Regions from separate parts of the Homo sapiens genome. Here region 1 is linked to region 2. The links are chromatin contacts, found by Hi-C or POLR2A ChIA-PET in ENCODE. All regions are on one chromosome and are shown on one strand. The core of a region is the stretch at or near the end of the contact, and the rest is flanking DNA. Distances in the headings are between cores, read along the strand shown.

Region 1 (3,572 bases), core at 656-3,155, 510 kb after region 2:
AGCCTTGAACTCCTGGGCTCAAGTGATCCTCCCTCCTCAGTCTCCTGAGTAGCTGGGAGTACAGGTGTGTGCCACCACATGTAGCTAACACTTTTTACATTTGTATGCTTTTTTGGGGGGGATTTCACTGGTTAAAATGGCCCCCAAGAATAGTGCTCAATTGCTGTCTAGTGTTTCTAAGTGCAAGAAGGCTGTTATGTGCCTTACGTGTATTAGAAGATATGTGTATTAGACAAGCTTCACTTAGTCATGCATTACAGTGCTATTGGCTGTAATTTTAATGTTAATGAATCAATAACATGTAATAAATGAGGTGTCTTTAAAGAGAACACTCATAAAAAAAGGTTATGTATTGATTGGTTGATGAAAATCTTGTGAGCAGAGGCTTGCAGGAACCTAACCCTGTATTTCCCATAGGAGCCATAGTTCAGTATTTGTAATTCAGTGCTTGTAATGACTTTATAGAACATAACTACCAGGAATAATGAGAATTGAGTGTATATGTATATGTGTGTTTTCCCATGTGCAGCACTGTCATCTAATCTGGTTGGATTGTAAATTAGTGTAATTTGGAAAGCAGTGTATTGAGTATCTGAAAAATGCACAGTATTTGAATCTAATTACTTATTTCCTGAGATTATAGCCTGAAGGAATAATCCTAAATACTGAAAAACTTTAACTACAAAGATGTTCATTGTAGTGCCAAATAGATTACAGTATATCTACATAATGGAAAATAATAAAGTATTTATCAAGATTTTATCATAAGATTGAAAATCACTTATGATATAGTGTCATGTGGAAAACCAGGATATGCAGTTCTGTGTACGATGTGATAACTCCTTCACATTGCAGGTGTTTCCCAAATGCCATCAGCCTGCAGGGTGGGTAGGGGGCAATGAACACCTGCAGTGCCTTCCTCCCTTCTCGCCACCCCTCACCAGCACCTCCTTGGAAGTCTCTTCCTCTGGTCATGGAGGGAGGCTAGTCTTAGCCACTGCACTCTTTCCCATTAGTCTACAAGGGCTATGGTTGAAAGAAATGACCCACAATCCACGTCTACTCAGCTCCTTGAGGATCTCATCCCCAAAGCTGTGGAAGATTTCTTGTCCCTGTTTACTTCCACCCCCTGCCATACTGGTTGCAATAGGAACTGTGACAGGAGCAGGGCACTGCTGGGGCGGAGGGGGTCCTTGTCACCTGCTGGGCTGGTTGCAGCAGGTCTGGATTCTTTTCCCCAGCCCCACCACTATGTAGAGAGCACGCGATGCTCGGCAGAACCACGGTGCTGCCTCCCCTCCCCTCCCCTCCCGTCCTCTCCCCTCTCCCCTCCCCTCCCTTCCCCTCCTCTCTCCTCACCTCTCCTCTCCTCCCCTTCTTGTACCATCCTGCAGTCAGCTGCCATTTCTCTACTCCTTCATCTGGCTCTCTAGGCCACCAGCAGCAGAAGCTCCCAAGATGACCAATACTGTTTCTTGCTGGGAAGAAGGTGGTCTTTCCTTACATATGTGAAAAAGTGTAGGCATGGAACGAAGGCCAGAAGGAAAACTCGAAAGTGTTAACAGTGATGACGCTCAGATAGTAAGGCTGCGATGTACCTTATAGAGAAAATATGTGTGTTAAATAAGGCAGGTGACCTTTTCTTCCTTCTATTTTCCTGTAGTTTTCAATTTTTCTGTAATGAGCATTTATGGCCTTTATAATTGGAGGAAAGAAAGAACAGGGGCTCAGAGAGGTTAGTTAATTAGGCCAAGGGGGCACTTGCTGTATATTCACAGATAGGTAGTTGGGGCTGGGGGACAAGGGTTGTTTTCTGGAACCCGAAGCCCAGGGAGGGAGGATGCTTAGTGATAATTTTTATTGATCTTCTTGCTCACACTCTTGACCCTCCCTGGAAGAGAAATGTGGGTGAGGTCACTGTAGCATTGTCATCGCTCTGGGTTCCACCCACACTCAGGGTGAGAGGGAGATTCTGAAGCTTTGTGTTTCTTGCTAGCTAGTCAAAGGTGACTAATTCATGTGGTATGTACTGTGGATGGGACTGGCTATGTAGTTGTAAGTGCCCAGTGCAAAATGAAAATGTGGGGGGTCCCTGTATGTTCAAAAACTACTAAGAATTTCAAGACGGTGGCAGCAGAAATTTAAGTAAAGCACAGGGTCTTTCTATATGTGGGGTCTTGTGGGACCGTCCAGGTTTCTTTCCTGTGAAGCTGGCCCTGCCTGTGGACACTTCCACTGGACACCTGTAAGCCAAGCCCAGGGAAGGGATGGAAAGGGAGGCTTAGTAGTCAGTAACAGATGGAAGGCATGGGCCTGCAGGAGAGCAGTAGAGGAGAGAGATCCTCACTGGCAGCCCCATCTCCATGGCGAGTCTGGAATCCAGAATGATTCCTATTTGAGACATTAAAGAGTTAGGAGATGCAACTTCTGTTCTCTGTACTGTGCAAACATGAATGAATCTCTCCTGTCTTCTCCTTTCCTCCCCTCTCCTTCCTTCCTCTCCCCTCCTCTCCCTTCCCCGCCTCTTCTCATCTCAGTTTCCTTATTTCCACAATGAGGGGGATGGAGTTGATTTGTAGAGTCTCTGCCAGCTCTAAAAAAATTCGTGATTTGGACTTTCTGTGCTCATGTAGCCCGTGTGACAGGAGCTACAAATATGTTCCATGAGGTCCTGAGTTGACCAGCTTCTTTCAAGACGTAGGTCAGGGCAGTCACATAGAAGTATCATGGTGACCTTGGGGATGGTGACAGTGGCTAAAAGACGTTGAGAGAGACAGTGCAAGAGAGGAAAGCATCTTCACCCTGGACCCTAATATGGAGACACCTTTGACTAGCTAGCAAGAAAGATAAAACTTAAAATCTCCCTCTCTTCTGTCGAATGTGGGCGGAACACAGTGATTCTGAAGCTGCGGAGAGTGGGAAGCCATCCCCAGGGAAATGTAAACACCAAGAGCAGGTTGTGTTGGAGGAAGCAACCCTTAGCATTACAATTGCAGAAAGTACTTGGTATGTCAGGTGAATTTTTGTATTACAATGTTGGCAGAGATTTCCTGTAAATTTCTGGCAAGTAACAATATGGACCCTGATTTTAAAGGAAGCAACAGCCCTGTATAGAAGACATGAAAAAAGAACAGAATGGGATGGTCAGTTTAGAGTTTTTACTGGTTCCTTAGGTGGAAGGGCTGAAAATTAATATCAGGATCCTGCTATACGTTTAGTTTGTACATATCGATACTCAGTTTCACGCACTTCCCATTTTGTAGTGGGAGTTCAGTTATTCATAAGTTGTTTTGTTGTCTTCACAATGTCCTGTGCTGATGAGCTCTTCCAGGCATTGTTCTAGAGGTGTATTCAGAGCAGCTGGTCGAGATTCTGTTTTGCAGAGGGACAGGGTTATGGGTGTGACACGTTGAATTTGCAAATCAAATTTATGAGATGCTTTGATGACGTTTTATGTGAAGATAAAGCAAAAGAAAAGCCTCATGCTGTGGTGCAGAGAAACATAAGAAGAGTGATTTATGTGAGGAAATGGAAATTTGCAGGGCAGTTTTGCTTGGCTATGTCAATACATT
Region 2 (3,608 bases), core at 667-3,166:
TTCTGCCAAGTGAGGAGACGACCAAAAATAAAATACAAAAAACGCAAGGAAAAGGACCAGACCCTCCCTCTAGAGTCAGGGGACCAGGGGCATATGCACAAACCGCCACCTTGGCCCTCACTGAGGGCAAAACTCCCAGCTTCCAAGAAGTGAAATAAAAAAGGGCAAGGACTTCTTTATCCATGGTCCCCCGATGACCCCAGAAGCCAATATGGCTTTACAGCACCACCCACTCCCAACGCTCACCCTCCTCCTTTCACCAAATCCTAAAAGGTACCTGAGCTACTCCAGACAAACTTCCATCTCGGTAGCAGATGTCAGAACTGTACCTCCCAGGCAAGGGAGAATTGTTCCCTAACGGGGTGAGGACATTGTAGGTATCTAGGAAGTTTCAAGTACACTCACCTTCAACTCAGGGTCACCTTCAAACTCATTGTTAAGATATGGCAACATACTTAATGGCAGCAAACTAAAACTTAGCCAAAGCTACAACTAAAACTTCAGTACAGTAAAAATGTATTCCATTGTAGCATTTCTTGCAAGTGAATGGACACTTAATCTCTGGGTGATTAACATCTCCTCCTGGGCTTCCCTCTGGTGACATCACCGTGGTCTGCCGGGTGGCTGTCAGCCTTTAAGGCTCTAGACCTTTGCCATCTCCGACTACTTTGGCCCATGAATAAAAACAGCAGATACATCCACTAAACCCAATCATTCCCCCGCCTCCAGGAAAAGGGGATGTCTTCAGGGAGGACAAATACCTACCAGCAGCCAGGAATTACAAATAACGTTTTAAGATCTAAGTGGGAACTTCTTGGGGCCAAAACTAGCACTTAAAGGTAGCTCTAGTATGGGGGCTGTCAATGCCTGTGACTCCTTCGGCCTCATCATTCATTTTCCTTGAGCCCATATCAAATGCCCTTTGGGTTAAATTAGGCACATTTCATAAACTGTGACTAAGATGGAAATAAGGACAGGCTAAAGCTGGTTCAGGCGAGTTCACAAAGTGAAATGACTGCCCATTAGTCCCGGCCAGCAGCAGAACAGGGAAAAACAATCCTCCGGGAGCGAGAGCACACGGGGTCCTACTGCTAAGAGGGGCCTGTGGGGAACTGTGCAAAACACGCAGGACTTACTTTCCCCTCTGAAGGGCACTACTCAAATCCCTCCAGCAGAAGAAAGATTTCCATCAAGGGCAATAACCACGCGGGCCTCGGGCGAACACGCGCAAGACCATCGCGGGAAGTGGGGCGGCCTGCCCCTCCGAGCCCGCCGCCCGCCCCTCGTCCAAGGAAGGGCACTGCAGAGGGCGCGAGGCTGGGAGAGGGGCCCCGGCGGAGACGGGCAAAGAGCAGGGGACGAACTTCCCCGGGCCGGGCACCAGGCTGCTGGCAGGAAGTTTCCTCTGCTTCTCCGATACGCGGGGGAGAGGAGGGCCGCAGGGGGCGGACGGGCCAGGGGAGGCGGCGGGCCGGCAGGTGCGCGCCCTGCACCCTCTCTGCCGCCTGGGAGGAGCCCTCGCAGACATAGGGCTCTGCGCGCTCGCCTCCCCAGCGGGCCCCCAACTCCGCACGTCGGGTCCCGCCGGCGTCCATCTGTCAGTCCCTAGGCGGGACGCTGGGCGGGTCTCTCAGTCCCCAGAGGGCGGACAGCGGGGAGGCCAGGGCCCAGCAGGGGCGCCCCCTCTCCGCCCCTGGACGTCCAACGGCGCCCGGCCCGCCGGCCCGGCCCGAGACCCGCGGGGACCGCGCGCGGCCCTTACCGCAGGTAGCTGCCGGAGTTGTGCTGGTTGTAGTGCTCGGGCTGCGTGTGCCAGAAGAGCATGGCTGGAACTCCCAGCGCGCCGACCGGGGCGCGGCAGCAAGCGCAGACGCGGGGCGCGCCGAGGACCCAGCGGCGGCTTCGCGCTCCGAACCCGCGGTGCCGGCCGGCTCGGCGCATTTATCGGCGGCCCAGGGGCGGGACAGCGGTGAGACCCGCCCCCCAGGAAGCGCGGCCCGGAGGGCGGCTCCCCGCGGCAGCCGCACCTGGCTGACTCCCGCGCGTGCCTTTCCGGCGAGCGAGCGCGCCTCCGGGGCGGCCAGACCAGAGGGCTCTAGGGCCGGCCGGGTGCTCTCCCCAAACTCCGATGTGGGGCTCAGGTGACCCTTGCCGCCCCCAACCCGCTCCACACGGCCCCTCTGGCCTCTGCTCCCCACTCTACGCCCAGGGCCGGTCTCCAGAGCGGCTCCGAGATTTCCAGCCTAGGCCCTCTCTGTCGCCTTTCCTCGCTCTTGTTTTTTCATAGCACTTCAGACGCTCTGAAATCATGGGGGTTTTTTTGTTGGTTTTTTTTTTTTTGAGACGGGGTCTCGCTCTGCCACCCAGGCTGGAGTGCAGTGGCGCGATCTCGGGGCTCACTGCAACCTCTCCTCCCAGGTTCAAGCAATTCTCCTACCTCAGCCTCCTGAGTAGCTGGGATTACAAGCGCCCCCCATCACGCCTGACTGATTTTTTTATTGTTAGTAGAGACGGGGTTTCGCCATGTTGGCCAGGCTGGTCTCGAACTCCTGACCTCAGGTGATCCGCCCACCTTGGCCTCCCAAAGTGCTGGCATTACAGGCGTGAGCCCCCGAGTCAGGCCGACATTTTTTTATTTTTTATTTTTACTTGTGTACTGATTGTCTTTCCCATTAGACTGTAAGCTCCAAGAGGACAGGGCCTGGCTCGCTTAACACCCCGTTACCTGCACTGCCTAGAACAGTGCATGGGACATAGTTAAGATAAATGTTTGTTGAGTAAACATAAAAAAAGAAAAAAGGAATGCACCAAAAGAGTAATCAGAGAAGCCTTCCTGGAGGAGGTGACATTGAGCTGAGACCTGATGGATGCAAAGGAAGCATCTCTGTGAACATCACCTAGGGAAAAATAGTTCCAGGCATAGTTCCCTACCCCCTTGGCAACAGTGACTGCCAAAGCCTTGAGGAAGACCTACTTGGCATGGCTGGTCTTGAGGAGAGCTTAGGAGATGAGGTGAGGAGGGCGGGGAAGATCAGAGGGCCTGGCAGGCCAGGACAAGGAGCTAGGATTTTATTCTGTGTTTTAAGCAGAGGAGTCACATGTATGATTTGCCTTTTGGAAAGATCAGTCTGGCAGCAGTGTAGACAGTGGGTCATGGGGTGGAGGGGAGGGCCATTAGGAGGGAGTGGAGTTCCCTGGAGCCCTGACCCCTATCCAGGTGCTATCCGGTTCTCCAGTACATGGCACAGCACCTGGCACAGAGGAGATGGGGATTCTGTCCCTGAGTATTAATCCAGTCAAATGACATCCCTTGGGGACCTGGTCCAGAACTCCCCACTCCCCCACGCATGGATGTGGGTAAAACCCTCCCTCACTCTGCTGTTCCTGCCCTCCTCCCTCCAGCCATAGGTCACAACTGGCAAACCACTTCCTCTGTGCAGCCCTCAAGGACTGCCCCCCACTGTTCTGCCCTGTTAGGAGAATGGGAATATTTCCCCGGCTTCAGGTGGTGCTGTCAGCAGACAGTCCCCCAGCCATCGGCTTCTCCAGGAACTGCCCCTGCTCAGAGAGCAGCCTTGCCCTCTGTCATGTCCCTCCTGGGATAGCCC

Evidence for each region. Hi-C counts contacts between places; a loop is a spot of excess contacts on that map. ChIA-PET counts read pairs that join two places held with the same protein, here RNA polymerase II (POLR2A). Pooled maps may share reads with other maps.
Region 1: a pooled map shows a loop between it and region 2 (2.3-fold over the local background). The contact joins the promoter of LINC01823 here to the promoter of TFCP2L1 in region 2. A Hi-C loop is called at or near these places in 1 of 50 pooled maps. POLR2A ChIA-PET finds 5 or more read pairs at or near these places in 2 of 52 experiments (AG04450 and activated CD4-positive, alpha-beta T cell).

The regions. Positions count from the first base shown.
Region 1 is chr2:121,788,498-121,792,069 of GRCh38, forward strand. LINC01823 (long intergenic non-protein coding RNA 1823) reads left to right here and starts at 1,906. Exons shown (of 5, transcript NR_183364.1): 1 at 1,906-2,022. It overlaps LOC105373590 (a long non-coding RNA gene), which reads right to left and starts at 1,867. Exons shown (of 3, transcript XR_923272.2): 1 at 1,360-1,867. RefSeq lists an enhancer at 1,648-2,309.
Region 2 is chr2:121,283,286-121,286,893 of GRCh38, forward strand. It overlaps TFCP2L1 (transcription factor CP2 like 1), which reads right to left and starts at 1,917. Exons shown (of 15, transcript NM_014553.3): 1 at 1,763-1,917. The coding sequence starts at 1,824. RefSeq lists a silencer at 1,943-2,082.